Regions from separate parts of the Homo sapiens genome. Here region 2 is linked to region 1. Evidence: read pairs that join two places in POLR2A ChIA-PET (ENCODE). Cell type or tissue: MCF 10A. All regions are shown on one strand. Links, peaks and the distances in the headings refer to the core of each region. The heading gives the core; the rest is flanking DNA.

Region 1 (8,342 bases), core at 91-8,090:
ACAGCTCGTGGGCTGAAACCAGTCTGCCACCTGTTTTTGTAAATAAAGTTTTATTGGAATTTGTATTGTCTATGACTGCTTTTACACTACTTTTACAGCACAGTTGAGTAGTTGATACATAGACCATACTGCCCACAAAGCCGAAGAAAATATTTACTATTTAGCTCTTAACAGAAAAAGTTTGCCACTGCCACTATAGAACAGCATTATAGACATAAGTCACATTCCTGGGATCCATGAGACACATAAAACTATAGGAACTACTGGAGTTTGTGTGCCAGTGGCCCTTGGACAAAAGTGCAGAAGCTCACTGGGGGATTTTTTGGTTATTTGAAATGATTTAACATTTCCTGTGAGATATAATTTAATTAAGTAATAATAAAGGTCTAAAGTAGAGCAAAGGATTGCTTTCTATTGTCTCTTTTAAAGAACACAGGAAACTCACCTTTTAATGTCCAAATGATAAAGAAAAACTTATATGTGGGTATCAACATTATCAATCATTTGGAGATGATTAGAGAAAAAACAGATTACCTCAATGGAGAGGAGCAGTGACGGGGTATGTGTACGGTGCCTGAGTCCAGACAGTCTTTTGTGTTGGATACAACTCTGCTCAGTTCTGAAAGGCAGCCCAGAAGTTAAAGAAAGAGACTGTTGGGTTGAACATCTGAGAAACTAGGACACATCATGTCTTTATAGTGATTTGATTAAAATATAAAGGATTTTTTTGGAAAATGCTTTTGACTGATGTCTGTCCCTTAGTATCCTGGGCTCACTGACCCTATAAACAATCCCGTTTATTGCTGCTGAAATCTAGCAGGTTGAGAGGAATTTTCCCTAATCCTTGAACAATGACAAGAGACTAGGGATAAGGATGGCCACCAGAACTCCCAGCAGGTACTGGAATTTCCGTGTCTGATGGGTGGGAGGTGACCTCTGTTGAGACAGACTTTATTGGAGTTTTCTTCCTCCTATAACACACAAAGATGCAGAATGAATTAATTTGTTGATGCTGCTGCATTATTAGAAGAGGCTTCTGGTGCTATGACTTCTGCCATCATTGCAGAAGTCAAGAATGCATTTTATTCTTTAATGTTTTCTTAAAATGAAAAGGCATTCTATCTTAAGAGACACTGCCAAAAGGCTCACATGACAGTGTCTGAGCTAGGTAAAGAAGTAGAGTTGAAACTGTCGGGGCTTTATAATAAATAATGTCTCAACTCAGCTAGGCTGAACTGTGTTTCCCAGAATTTCCTCGTGTTTTCAGTCAGGATGAGTCAGTAGACATTTTTGCATGTGATTTAGAGGGTGGAAAAGAAGCAACTATTTAGCCTTTTTATGCTTGGAACGTTCAAGCAGGTGTGTTTGTGAACCACAGAATACTATGGCCCATCTCCTGGGTTAACTCCTTGGTGTACCAGACCTGCAACTACTCCAACTTCCCCTGAATCCTCCTTCAGCATCTCTGAATCCTGGGCCAGGTGTGTAGTTAGCTCCATGATGAAGGGCTCCTGCTTCTCCTGCAGGAGGGGTTAGAGGCAGTGAGAGCTGACTTGGGTTCTAGTCCGTATTTGTGGAACTGCAGCTCGTGGTTGTGGTTCCAGCCTGTCCTTGTCCTGCCCACTGGACATTCATCCATCTTCCCATTTTTTCCACCTGCCTTATGTACTTGAAGCTTCAGTACCAGACATGAAATCAAGAGCCTTACAGAACCGGCTTGGCCAGCTCCCACAATTGCATAAGATCAAATACCCAAAAGAAACGTGTATATCCCTTCCAGTGGCTCTGCCTCTGTTGCTGGATCCTGACTAATACACAATCAGAGATATCGAGTGAAACTGGGATTAGAAAACTAGTGATCTACTTTCATTTCTGCCAATTCTGGCTCTGTCGTTTTGTGAAAATTATTTTACTTTTTTAAGCCTCAGTTTTTTTAAAGTATATGCCTTTTACCAAATGATCCTCTCAAATTTCATTCCAGCTCTAGGGCTATCAGGTGACTTGATGATTGTATGTCCAGATATACCAGATGCTTCATAAATAACTTTCTAACTGCAGTGTATGGAGATTATGTTATGATTGCATCTATTTTAATACTATCTTTGATGCTGAAGTACATAGCTTGTGTGAGAATAATGCCAGCTCAGTTCACAGTACAACCTTTCTACTCCATAGTATAATTTTGTAGAGGATGCTAAGCTTTAAAAGGTAGAGTTGTAAAAGGTAGGCTCTGGATAGGGCTGGGTCTAGATAGGTAAGGTAAGCAAGGCACTTAATGCACATTAAGAAGACACTCACTCTCACGTCTTGCAAATGTGTGGTCAGCACTTGAACTACCTGCAGAGTAAGTATCTCCTTAAATTTTATGCCCTAGGCCCTCACTCACTTCACCCTCATCCAAGTCCTGATTTCTAGAGCCAGACTGCTAGGTTTGAAGCAAAGATCTTCTACTTGCAAGTGTGATTGTAGTTACAGCCTCTGTTATTTTGTTATACCAGCCTGAGCTAAGACATTTCTCAACTTTTTCCAGAAACTCAATTAGCAGCCAGGCTCTTTAACAGCAGATAGACACAAATTCAAAAGTATCACACCACATTATGTTCCACATACAGTATTGGTTAACTATAATACACCAAGTAATGGCATTGCCCTATCTTGAGATATCTTTATGGATTAGAGGGGAACATTTTAAAATAAGAGCTGTAAAACTGTACTGTTGTAGAGCCTTAGATGATCAAATGACCTTAACCAAGTTTCTGATTAGTTTAACAGTATCGTTGGAAGAGACTTATTTTTCTGTCTACCAAACTGTAAGGCATTTGAGGGTAGGATCCATCTAATAATAATAACATATGCCAGTTATTTAATATTTAGTGGCTGCAAAGTGTTATTCTAAGTGGTTTGCATGTATAAAGTCATTTAATCCTGACAACTCCATTAGATTTTTAATTGAAAATTAGAATATCAATTAATTAATAATTACCATTATTATTCCCATTTGATAGATGAGGAAACTGCAACAGAAATACTAAATAATGGCTAGAGGAGCTAGCGAGTGGCAGGTCTGAGGTCGAACGAAGGCAGCCTAGCCCCCAGAGCCCTGTCTCGACCCTCCATCTCATTCACTGCTGAATCCCTAGTACTCACCCCAGAGCTCATCAGTTGGCTTCACTAAATGTTTATTGAATATATACCTAATGGCTGTTTTTATTAGATGAATGCCAAACCCAGTCACATAAACTTACTGTGTATTAAAAGAAGGAAGTATCCAGGAAATGGGGGTGAAAATGTCATTTAGAAACAGAGGAGGAAAGTGATGGAAGAATAAAGCCTGCATGCAGTAGGAAGGTTCGCTGGGAGTGGAGTGGCTGCAATACGAGAGGAAATAGCGTTACTGCATTTCTGCATTACTGCATTTTTACTTACAAGTGTGCGATCTTATACAAGTTATGTAATCCTTTTGAGTCTGCTTTCTCGTATTTAAAAAGCAGATAATCACAATATATATCATAAAGCTGTTTCAGAGGTTAAACACATATTTTAAGTAAAACACCTAAGAGGGTTACTGGCACATCGGTAGGGATCAATAAATGTTAGCTATCTTTAGTTTTACTTGCATTATACGCAGAACATTAGAGGCATGGAACAGTGTCTGACACATGGTTGAAATTCAATATATATTGACTGAGTGAATTAATGAATGAATAAAGATGGATCCATAAAGATAAATGGATGGCTAGATGGACAAAGTATGTTTTCTGAGTTCAGCTTCCCTAAAAAATACAGAGAATACAGAAAACAACCACTGAAAAATTATTGGCAATTATCTCTATATTGGAGGAAACAATTTAGAACAACCTCTGCTGGTCATGATTGGGTTCAGGGATATGACTGGATTGGAGGCAGTAAGGTGACTTCTTTCATTCATCTTCCAAGAAAACAAAGTACTACTATATTTGAACTTACCTGGTAACTTTTACTCTATGTTGTTGTCGTTGTTTTCAAAAATAAACAAACCCCTCCCCACTCTTTCCTTTCTCTTGTTTTCATTTGTGTTTTTTTAAGTGTTTCGTGCTCACTTACCTAAATTACAAAGGTAACTTGGAAACACAGGGGTCTACATAATACGAGGTATAAGGGATTATGTACTGCCATTGTGAGAACCCCTCATACAATCCTGCCTTTTTTCTTTAGTTTCCCTCTTTTTGATCAGATTATGCTCCTGGTGTAAATCAGGCTCAGGACCAAGAGCCCTGGTGGGACCAGCAAGAGGGACACAGCAGGAAAAAGAAGAACAATTCCTACCAAAGCATGTTACTAAGTTTCTTTCTCTCAGGAAGTAATAACAGGAATGTTTTCATTTTCTCAGTTCTAATGATTTCATACTGAAAGAGAAAAAATAAGTCACAAGACCAGTGATCTCCATGGCTGGATTGGCTCCAAGAGAAAAAATCCATGACAAGAATAGCTGGGAGTTGAGTCACTGTGCCCAGAAGTTCTGCAAACATGATTCAGGAGGTAATTCTCTCTGCTTTAGTGTAGCAGGAAGGTGTGGAGAAGGGTCCACTAACATGTATTAACAGCGTGCAGTTTGCCAGGCACCATCCCTGAGGCTTTTCTTGGTTTAGCTGATTTAATCCTTACAATAAACATCTGTGATAGGAAGCAGAGGGAAAGAGAGGTTAAGCAAGTTCCCCAGGGCCACACAACTAAAATGCTGCTCTATTTTGCTTCAGACCTGGAAGACCTGGCAATGTTATCTTAGTTTGGAATATTAACCAAAAATATAAAATTACAAAGACAGGCTCCAAATAGTTCTTTATGCTTTGGAAAAGTAAGAAGTCTCATAAAATATAATTGAATTGTGAAAAATGTAAAATCTTCAGTCTAGGTTAAAAAAAGTAATTATGGAAGAACACAAAATATATATTACTTACATATGTGTTATAGTAATATTATTTACATATGTTTATATTTTAAAATATGTAATATAAAATTACTTTTATATATAGTATAATTAAAAGAATGTACATGGTCTAAATATATTTTGATAAAAATAATATATAGTCTTCTTTCATATGCACACACACACAGAGACATATATATAATGGAAACATACAGAATGGTAACAGGTTTTTACCAACAATTGCTTGTAGCTAATGTAGAACATACTTGAGAAAATGGCTTCTGTGAAAGACCAGTTAGTACCAAAATAATCTGGCCCAGAAAAATAGCCACCATTCTTGACTACATTAATAGAAATAGAATAACCCCCAAAGGGAGATGAGAAGCATTCTAAAGTGCACTGATCATGAGTTTCTATGTGATGATTTGTGTCCATTTGGAGCTCCAGTGCTTTAAAGCTGAAATGAACCCTGGCCTTTCACCACCCTCCCTGCCCATAGTATGGTATATCCTCTTATTCCTTCCCTCTTAGCTTACTGAGAGTGTAATTTCCAACCAGTTAAGCCAAAGAGGACTATTTTCTAGAAAAGGAGAGAGAGAATGAATTAGCAGATAAATGAAGAGTGTGAGGGAGGCCTTTGGTGGTCCTAGGGTTGGAAGAGAGTTTTGGAGAAGCATTCAGGGATTTGCTTTCTACCAGGTGGCAGAATATAGGGAAAGATGGGAGTGTAAGGGGTTTGCATTTATGGAAGGATTCCAGATTTCTAAATGTATTGGCAGGAGCCAAGTTCCTGTCATGACCCTTGATTGGAGACCAGGGCTTCGAGCCAAACCACAAGGGATGATAGAGAACAATTGATAGAAAAATTCATTCATTTCCTGAGAAAGTAATAGGAAAATATAAACCCACAAACAAAAAGTGACCTTCCCATGCTCCCAGAGGGGTAACAGAATTGACAGTGGAAGGAGGGATTTTCCAGCCTAAACCTGGCCTATACACACTGTACTTAAGTAAGGAAGTGGGAAATGGTAGCCAAGTGTGAATTAAATAGCAACTCAACACCATTTTGGACAAAAAATGGGGCCAGGATTTAAGACATGGTGTGAAGCATCTGGTCAATTTCTTTGACCTGGAAATTCTAATTTCCGGAATGCATCGTATTGAAAAACCCACACAATTGTACAAAGACGGACATACAGTGATATTCACTTCAACATTGTTTGTAATAGTGATAATCTGAAAATGACTTAAATGTCCAGCAAAAATACATTAATTAAACATTAAAATATGCCTATTAAATGTTGTCCTTGAAAAAAAATAGCAAGATTATAAGTACTGACATGGAGAGATACCCAAGATTTATCATTGAATTGAAAACCACAGCTACAAAACAACATGGATGGGGAGTGATTAAAGCACATTATGATCCAAGTTTAACTTCAGACTTTTATTTTGTTTATACTGATGAATTTATAATATATAGATTTTTATTTTTATAATTAGAAAACATATGCAAAAAATTTAAGGGTATCAATGTGTAGCAAAGAAAAAAACAAAAGGAAGAATCTCCCTCCATAGTCAGGTAAAAAGTGAACGTGCTCTCAGGCAAACAGGAAAGGTTCCTTGAGACACTAGAAGGCAGGGGAGGGGTCTCCTGGGTACATTCTCCCTTCGCCTCCCACTGCCTCGCCTGGCGTTAAACACAGCTGGATTACATTTCTGCTTTCAGAAGTTTGCACTCAGAGTGACGGTCTCTCCTAGGAGGGGACCCTCAATTCTAATTTTGTGATCTGCCATCTCCAAACACTGTCCCCATTTTAAGTTGGTCCCAGCTTCACCCATTCATCTCCAGTCAGAGTTTCTCATGTTGGTTCTGCTGATTTCTGCTACTTTTGACCGTAGCCCATATTTATGTGTCGGTTGGAAGTCTGAAGTTTTCTTCACCATCTGGTTTCACTAAAGATAGAATGTGTGAGGATGTTTTATCTGATGCCTTCTTCCTCGTTATTATTCCAAAGTAGAAATTTCTGACTAAGCTGCTCCAGTGTTTTTTAATGGTATCATTTCTGAAGTTGGTTTCAATGGCCAATTTTGGAATTCATGGCTGAATATTAATTCTGTTTACCTCTTTGCATTCCAGCTATTATAATCCCAATTTACCCTAAAGAAACTCTTGCCTCAGATATTATAGGTGAAAAGTCTTAAACAAAGAAGTACAAGAAGAAAAAGCACGTTAATATATTTCCAACTATGGTCATGCCACAGAGGAAATAATAAATAACTTTGGTTTTAAAAACAGTGGCTATTTATGATTTTAAAAAGAAGGCAAATATTTGTCTGTTAAGTATTTGCAACTCTTGAGAAGGATTCCCTCCTTGACCAAACTTTAGGCAGGTTCCTTTTTAGTCAGAGCCCTCTTCTTGACTAGGCCTCAACATGGCTCTCATCCTTCTCCTTCAGAGACCAGTTTTAGCAAAGAATCCTGCTGAGCCACTTTATCAAGAATGCCCCCCCACCCTGATATACAATTAAGTACTTCTTTCCCAGGCCTTGATATCTAAGCAAGTTCTTTTTAGTAATTTTCCATCCACTCCTTCATCCGGCCTGTTGACTACAAATCCACACTTGTTGTATTCAGTGTTGAGTTTAGTCTTTCTCCCATATTGCAATAGTCTGTCTCTCTCATTGTAATAGTCTTGAAAAAAAATAAAAGTCTCTCTTGACATTTTAACAGGTGCCCACTGCAAAATTTATCTTTAACTCCACAAGGTTGCTATCAATACTCAACACTTTACAGATGTGGAAACTAAGGCTCCAATAGATCAAGTAATTATCCAAGGTCAAACCACTGGTAAGTGGTAGGAACAGATGTGAACTCAAGCACTGATATTCCAGAAACCAAACAAACACTTCGCTACTGCACTTTTTGTCTGACTTTCTCAGCTCAATAGTTTGTGAAAACATCTCAGTTTGGAACCAGTTTAGGTCATAAATGCCAGTTTTAGGGAAAGTATTAGGCAGGATGTATGATGATGGTATTTGGCAATAAGCCACACTATTGGGGTATGAAATCCAGTCCTCTGGCATGAACATCATAGGGCCAGCTACTGAGAACTATACATACTATCCCTACTTAGTGTTCCTGGCTGAGATATTCAACCCTGGCTCTTGGTTCTCCATCAGAATAAACAGTTATGGTACTATTAGAGTTTTCCCTTTAGTGTTCCATGTGCATTCACATGCAGGGTCTACACTGTTGCTGTTGATGAGGCAAGAGTTAATCAACTTTACTCTTCTCATTCCACAGAGATGGAAACCAAGGCACAGAACTACTGTGACTTTCCCAGAACCTCAGACCTAGACTGGTTTGCACCTTGAACTTGATTCCAGGATATGGATTCATGAAATGTTAGTCATCATATTTCATACTGAGAAA
Region 2 (8,342 bases), core at 333-8,332, 68 kb after region 1:
GATATGTTGCATACGTGAAAATTGCTGAGAGAGTAGATTTTGTGTTCTCACTACAAAAAGAAAGGTAAGTAGCTGAGGTAATGCATATGTTAAATAATTTGATTTAGCCGTTCCACAATGTATACATATATTAAAACATGCTATACACCATAAATATATACAATTTTTACATGTCAACTAAATTTTTACTTTGTATTAAAAAAGGCTAATGGGGGGTAACTGCAGCTAATGAATAAACATCCAATAGGTCCAGCATTCCCATGTCAAGTGTCCTCTGCCTGTCATCCTTTATACAATAATTCTAATGAAATGCTAGATGGAATGGGACATACCACTCAAGAATACCACAGATGATCACCCTTAAGATATTATAAGATGGGCAGAGAGCACAGACTTCCACTCTTAACTCTTGCCTGGCTGATCACAAATCATATCCCAGCCCAGGTCCAGGGACCTACTTGCTTCCTTACAAACGAGGAGACCCTGGTTCTAAGACTTTTGCTGAGAGCAGAAATAACCTCCCCCATCCTCCTGCTCCTTAAACAAAAGAACCTTTAGGGCAATTGTCTAAAAGGAAACAACATACCAGAAATACAATTCCTGGGTTAAAGCAAGCAAAGCTGCTTTTCTAATAACTCCCATTTTCTATGCATACCCTGGGTCCAGCATTCCATCTTCCAGGTATGGTTAGAAAAGAGATCAGACCTTAGTGACTGCTGGTGAAGTGAATTGCATGCTGCAGCCCCTCATCAGCATCTTTGTACAGCTCAGTTTCGTGTTTTCTGCAGAATCAGGAGCTGACAATCAAAATGGCCCCTCACTCACATTCATTGGTCAGACTGGGCTTGTGATAACAATTTAGACTAATCACTGACAAGCAGGGATGGGGAGCACTGAAGTCAGCTATTGGCTGTGTCCCGGAGCAGTTGGGCATTCTGCCACTGGATGCTGCTTTTGTAATCTTGTCATATGACAAAGCATTATGATGTTCTTTTGTTTTCCTTGGATTGGCTTAAGGGCTGGTGAGAAGCAGGAAATATTCTGCCATGGGAAGTCTACTGACCTGCAAAAATTTATCAAAATACACAGAAGCAGGAATGGAAGGTGGAAAAATTACAAACTGTGATAATCAGCTCCAAGAGCATGTAGGGGTAAAAGGAGGTAGGTAATACCTCTCCTTACTCATTGTAAGAGTCATGGCTGACACTCCTATAACAAAAGACAAGTTAACAAGAGAAAAGCATAACAAATTTACTTAATCAAAGTTTTATGTGATATGAGAGCCTTCAGAAATGAAGACCCAAAGATCCAGGGAAAACTGTTTTTGTGCTTAGGTTCCATGAAGAATGGGCAGCTCTGTAGAGATGTGTTTGGACAAGAGTATGATCTAATGGTAATAGACTGGGTTCAAATTCTTCTTGGACTCTCTGTGTAGCATTTCTTCTTTGCAAGTATGGGGCAGGATTCCTCTGGATTAAGGGTCTTCAAATGAGAAGGGAGAAGGGAGAGAGTGACCTTCCTAAGTTTTATGGCTTGCTTTGGGGAAAGGGCTTCTAGTTTCTATCATTGTCTTGCGGAAGAGGAATTCTAGTTTCCATGGTTCACTCCAGGGGAGAAAGAAGCATGAAAGACAAGAGGGCAGGAGAAGGTCAAAGAGATCTTTCTTCGGAGGCCCTTCCAATGTCTTTCAGTTCAAAGTACTCAGCACACCGAGGCGCTATACTTTGGGCATCATGTTCTGAGAGCCAACAGCTACAGTGAAGAAGTATGAGAGCAGTCACTGAGTAGGGAGGGAGCTTTCAACTAACTTAGAGGAGCAGGGCCTGACCCTAGCAAGCATTCCTGGGGCCTCCCGATTGCCATATGGGGCAGTACTTATGTGTGGGACAGTGATATGAGGAGCTACACTCAGGAAGCTTCCTGATCTCAATTTTTATTATGATTTGTTTCTGATTTGGGATCTTCCTAACTGAATTAAAGAACTTATATTAATTTCTAGCTTAATTCAGGCAGGAGTTAGTCCAAGTATCATTCGACAAACTTTATTAATCTTTTAAAAGTGCCTTGGCTTTGGGTTTAGACCTATTTCAACCTCACCTCCACCACTTAGTATCTCTACAGTGTTGGGAAAAATCACCTAACCTCTGTGACCCTAAGATATTCCTACATAAAACCTGGGAATAATAAATTATACCTCACAGAAGATTAAATGTGTTTCCTTACAAGCATTATGGTAGACCAGATATACACAGAACAAAAAGCCTGTGTATCACAATGAAAAATGCTATATAATCTGCAAAACATATTTTTTAAATGCACAGCTGCATTTATAAGAGAGTAAGGAATTCCCTGAAGTCCAGAAATGACAGGAAAGTGAAAATCCACCAGAATAAGCATGTGTTCATTTGTGTTGGTGATCTACATCACTTTCTCATGGACTACATTACATTATGAAGGAGATGGAAGACAAAGTCTGGGGCCTGCACGTGGTACATTGTATCATAGAACTCACATAAAACCAGGACCCATTCAGAGGTTAAACTGGAGAACAAACTCCTTGCAGACGTAAATGATGGGGCTACACATGCCTGTTTTTGGCTTTGGCCCTAAGTAAAGCAGGGAGGAAAAAAAGTCATTGATAATTTCTAATCTTAAGTGGAGAAGCATGATTGTTTTGGGCTGAAATTCTCACTATCCATGCGGCAAGAAAAAAAAAAAAAAACCTCAAGTAGAAAATTTCATTTTAAGCAATTCTGGCTTGGTAGTGCTCCCATGCACCTAACAAAAGCAAATAAAAACACCCCTCAAAGGGAAACACTTTTTACATAGTTCTCAAAGAATTTCCAAGTTTGATAAAGTTCCAAGGAATATCAGGTCATAATACAAAATCAAAGAATACACACAAATAAATAAGCCACAATGTGCAAAAGTTGCCAGATAATAAACGATAAGCCAGAGCAACAAAACTGCAGATATTGTAATTGAATAGAGAATAAAAAAGAATGTATTTAGTACACTTTGGGAGGCCGAGGCAGGTGTATCACTGAGGACAGGAGTTAGAGACCAGCCTGGCCAACATGGTAGAACCCGGTTTCTACTAAAAATACAAAAATTAGCAAGGCATAGTGGCGGGCATCTGTAATCCCAGCCACTTGGGAGTCTAAGGCAGGAGAATGGCTTAAACCTGGCAGGTAGAGGTTGCAGTGAGCCGAGATCGCACCACTGCACTCCAGCCTGGGCAACAGAGTAACTCTGTCTCAATAAAAAAAAAAAGAATGTATTAGTGTATTTAGTAAATTTCAAGATAAAGAAAGAAAAAATTAAGTTTTAACAAAGGAATAGGCCGGGCGCAGTGCCTCATGCCTGTAATCCCAGCACTTTGGGAGGCTGAGGTGAGCAGATTGCCTGAGGTCAGGAGTTCAAGACCAGCCTGGCCAACATGGTGAAAACCCATCTCCACTAAAAATACAAAAATTAGCCAGGTGTGGTGATGGGTGCCTGTAATCTCAGCTACTCAGGAGGCTGAGGCAGGAGAATCTCTTGAACCCAAGAGACAGAGGTTGCAGTGAGCTGAGATCATGCCACTACACTCTAGCCTGGGTGACAGGTCGAGACTCCATCTCAAAAAATAAATAAATAAATAAATAAATAAATAAATAAATAAAGGAACAATAGTGTATTAAATTTGATTAGGCATATTTGCACAAGAACCAAACAAAACTTAGAAATATAAAAACTAAAATAATAGAAATTAGAAACTCAAAGGATTTGTTGAAAAGTAATTTATACACAGCTGAAAAGCATTTATTGATTTAGAAGACAGATTCGAAGAAACTACTCAGAATGCAGCACAGAAAAACAGTGAGATGGAAAATCAACAGAGATATTCAGGGACATGGAGAACAAAGTGAGGAAGTTAAAATGCATGTGATCAGAGTTGCAGAAGAACAAATAAAAGGGAATGGAGGAAAGGCAATAGTTGAAGAGACAATGACCGAAATTTTCGGAATTAATGAAAAATGCTAATCCTCAAATACATGAATTTCACAAAAGATCACCCAAGCAGATGTCACCTAAAAACATAGTAGTATCTTTTAAGTGCCTTTGAGGCAGAAAGATTTTTAAAACGACAAAAAACAGAAGAAATATCTGTGAAGGAATTGGTATTAGGTTAAGCTCAGACTTCTCAATAGCAACCAAAACACAGTGGGAAATAGTTTCAAAATGCCAAGAGAAAATAATTGTCAGCCTATAATTTGACTTTTTAACCCTTTTTATTTGAAATGATTTTAGACTTAAAGTTGTAAAAATGGTGCCCAGAATTCCCATATACCCTTTACGCAGCTTCCCATCATGTTAACACCTTACATAAACATAGAATAATCTTTAAGACAGGAAACTAACAGTGACAACATATAATCAACTAATCTACAAGTCTTGTTCAAATTTTACCAGTTGTCCCACTAATATTCTTTTTCTAGTTCAACATCCAACCTGGGATCTTCCCCAAAATGACCTTTGTTCACAGTGTCATAATTCACCCTGCAACACAAGCTCTGCTCAACTAGAGTTTGATGAATAAAATGATTTTCTCTTTGCCATGGTCCCTTTATATGAATATCTCATAAAGCATAAAGGTCAGGGTGGTTCCTGTTAGAATATTCACTTCCCTTGATTTCCTGCCAAATATCATTTCACAACCCTCCTGAGCTCCCTCTTGATTATAAAGGGAAAGACATTGACTCCAGTCTGACGCAATAAACAGAAGAGTTTTTGATGACCCTGCACCTTCTTTTCTTCTGATTTATGTGGAACATACCAGCAACAAAATCCTGAACCAAGATCCACCAGGGGATGGACAGGTGTCCTAGGTATGCCCAAGAATGATGCAACATCCCCAGCCATGCGCATGATGGCTGAGGAATCTGGGGACAGCTATTGTGTGGAAAGAAAATCTTACAAAGGGAAATCCTCATAGGAAATTGCGTAGGTTGGAGAAAGAGCCACACTCAGTCAGGCTTAGCCTGTCTTTTCTCTCCTTTGGTCTCCCAGAGGGAGCTGTTATATTCTAATAGCCTGCTGCATTGTTTTTTTCTAAAGAGAATTCTAGGAAATTGACATCAGGGTCTCCAAGACTACCCCTAGATTTGATGATTCACTGGAAAGATGAGCAGGATTCAACATATGGTCATACTCACAGCTAAGCCTTATTATAACAAAAGTATACAGAGCAAAATTAGCACAGACAAAAAGTGCATGGGGCCAAGTCCAAAGAAAATCAGGTATAGGTTTCCAAGAGGGCCGGTAGAGTCATCAGGTTGTGCTTAATTCCTCCAGCATCAAATTGTGACAACACATGTGAAGCCAGTTAGACTGTGTGCCCAAGGGTTTTACTGGGGACTGATCATGTATGCACCCTCTGCCTAGCATGTACCAAAATTCCAGACTTCGAGAAGGAAAGCAAGTGTTAGCATAAACTCCATCATTTGCATAAACAGTCTTAGCATAGTAAGCCACCCATATCATTTATAGAATAGCTAGAAAACTTAAAAATCCAAGTTCCCTGATGTTAGCCAAGGGCCAACCTTGCAAGCAAGTCTTTCTAAAGATAACAGTTTCAAACTTGCCATGCTAACTCTGCATGGTCCATCCCCTTAGTCCTTAGCAAGGCAACTTTATAGTAAAATTATTATTTCTAGGATCTCTGTCAGTATTGATCTCAGTTTTTTCCAATACATTCAGTATTTATCCTCTTTTAAGGATCCTGAATTTAGCCAGCTTAAACAAATCTGATTAATTATAAAGGTCTATCTTAGAAGTCCAGAGAGCTTCCTCCGTACATGTCTATATTAAACTTTTAACCTGGTGGCACATCACAGCTGAGGCCAGGAAAGTAAAGTGGACCTGATCACCTTCCTGGGCTGAGACAGTGTCATGACAGTCAGGTACACACAGACACAAAGCACAATCCCAGAGGACATGCATGGCAGCCCAAGCGGGACATGCCTTAGGCAGTACAGGTTTACAACCCCCACCATGTGGCCTTCCATGGTGAGGCCTACCACCGTAAGGTTTCCATCCCAGTCCAAAAAATACACTGAAGTCCTTGCTTTCAGAGGAACTGCCTTCAAGCTATCAGTTCCAAACACAGGAGTGAGGAAGACATCTGAGGTTTTCTGGATGGAAAGTTCCAGAGTGGATCCCCACCTCCAACCCCAGTGCTGTCTGTTGTGCTCAGAGGCTCAGCAATCTGAATTCAAAGCATTAAGTAGGAGTTTGGAAAGACAGCGTGGGAAGATTTCCGTCAGACAGAAGGGAAATCTTCCAGGAACAGTTCTGAAAAACAAAAAGATTGTTAATGACTTCCTCTCCTTTATGCCTCCCTGGGGGCTGAGTTTCTATTTTTTTCCATTGCGACAAAGTCAGAGAGTCCTATTCAGCAATCATATATTTTTGTTCAGTTATATCCCATTCTCACGCAGATCTTTCAACTGGAAAAAGTGTATACAAAAAGGACAAAAGGACTTTCACCAAAAAAACATTTTCATGCAATTTAAGCATAAAGAGGTATCATGCTCACATTGTCTGCTACTGAACAAAACTGGGGTCCACTTGCCCAGCCCAGTAAAGCCAAACACCCACAGTGGGGTTTTGCAACAAGAGAAAGGAGGGCATTTGTTTGCGGGTTGCCATGCAAGGAGAATCCCGCAGCTCACGCTTAAGACCCTATTTTTGGTTTCTATAGAGAACCAAACATCACCTGACTCTAACTTCCTTGGCTGTTGTTGTAAGCTATTATTACCTTCTTGCTTATCAGCTTGCAAACTTACTTCTCAGGGCCCGGTAGTGCCTGGAATTTCCCTTGAAGGAACTTGAGATTTTCCTTTATTTCCATGCCTGCGTGGGGGTCCTGGCAGGCCACTAAGAAGGAGTCCCTGCTCCATCTTATGTCCAGAATGAAATCCTGAATTTTCAAAAACTTTCAAAATTGGCTAACATAAACTCCCACCTCTTTCATCCAAATTATACACTGAGCCTAGAAATTAGTAATCCTTTTCTGGGGTCAATTGCATTTAATAATCAAACTTCTAAGGTCAGGAAATGCCACTCCAAAATATATCACTTTGGACTTCAAAATGAAGGCACTTGAGAAATAGCAAATGCAAGACAGGATTTTCTCTGAGCTCCCTTTATCTGCATAAAGATAGACCCTCCAAAAGGAACTCAGATGTCATGAATCCCTTCCCAGGGAATCTTATCAACCAGGAAGATTAAACTTGGTTCACTGGAGAGAACACTGGAGGTTGACCCCGTGTCCAGACAGACTTCGTCACAGGCTGTCACATATTCTTCTGAGGGCCCATTCATTTTTCATCAAAACAATTTACTCCCCCTAAGTAAGTTGCCTACATCTCCCCTCCCCTCTCCTTTAAAAAGAGGGTATATAAGCTTCTTGATCTCACTGGGTTTGGGGCGTTAACTTTCCTTTCATATGATGCCCCATGCACGTAATAAGTTTGTATACCTTTTGTTCTGTTAATCTGCCAGTTTTCAGTTTATTTCATAGATTCAATTATCAAGCCCTCAAAAGATATAGGGAAAATGTGTCCTCCCCCTACCTTACTAAGGTGTGTGTGTGTGTTAGGACAAAAGTGAGGGATGTAGATTCAGGCTGTCAGATCATTTTCACAGATTGAAACTAATTGGGAAAGTTGAAAAGAGCAAGTCAACAGCAATGAGATAGTCTCAAGATGGGGAGAGTCCAGTCTGTCAGGAGTGGTTGGAGGGGTTACACTCCCTGTGATGTGTCCTCCTCCAACTTACAGCTTTCAACAGGGATTATAAATCAGTAATGCAATTAGCCTCTGTATCATGAAGGGGCTCAGACTATGCCACCCCAAAACATGCCATTTTGACATAAGAATTATTTTGAGTTAAAGGGAATTGAAAAAAAGCAGACGCAGGATGAGTTGTCTGCCCTACTTCTGTCTGCCTGAAAGCAGAATATAAACGTCTCTTGTGATGGTATCCCCAACCCCTACTTCCATTCAAGAAACGGGATAACAACCTTATCACTGGACAAAGTCTACACAAACAAATCTTAGTAACTAGCCCTCATCTACCATTAGTTTCCCCAAATATTTGTCTTTGCACAATTTGACACCCCTCAAAGTTCAAAGTTCCTTCTTTTTTGTCTGGCCACTTCTCTACAAATGTATTGTTATTTTGTTAAGATGCTCAATAAGTCTGAAGTTCTAGCCACTTCTTTCACTTGCTCATCACTGAGTTCTCTGGTGTGAAGAGACTGATGGGGTTCAGGAGGATATGATATTTATTAATTA

Evidence for each region. ChIA-PET counts read pairs that join two places held together with the same protein. Peaks named below come from ENCODE experiments on the same cell type or tissue, not always from the same donor. Only the 100,000 strongest peaks of a DNase experiment are listed, where the experiment ranks them.
Region 2: POLR2A ChIA-PET joins it to region 1 with 11 read pairs; 9 of 35 experiments call an interaction of 5 or more read pairs at or near these places.

Annotation. Positions count from the first base shown.
Region 1 is chr10:89,273,851-89,282,192 of GRCh38, forward strand. It overlaps a transcript of LIPA not described here. Among named protein-coding and RNA genes, the nearest start is that of IFIT2, 24 kb to the right of the region's middle. In MCF 10A, for the core only: no CTCF peak of the experiment used is centred there; DNase peaks (open chromatin) are centred at 4,501 and 5,731.
Region 2 is chr10:89,341,906-89,350,247 of GRCh38, forward strand. It overlaps a transcript of LIPA not described here. Among named protein-coding and RNA genes, the nearest start is that of IFIT3, 18 kb to the left of the region's middle. In MCF 10A, for the core only: no CTCF peak of the experiment used is centred there; DNase peaks (open chromatin) are centred at 926 and 4,716.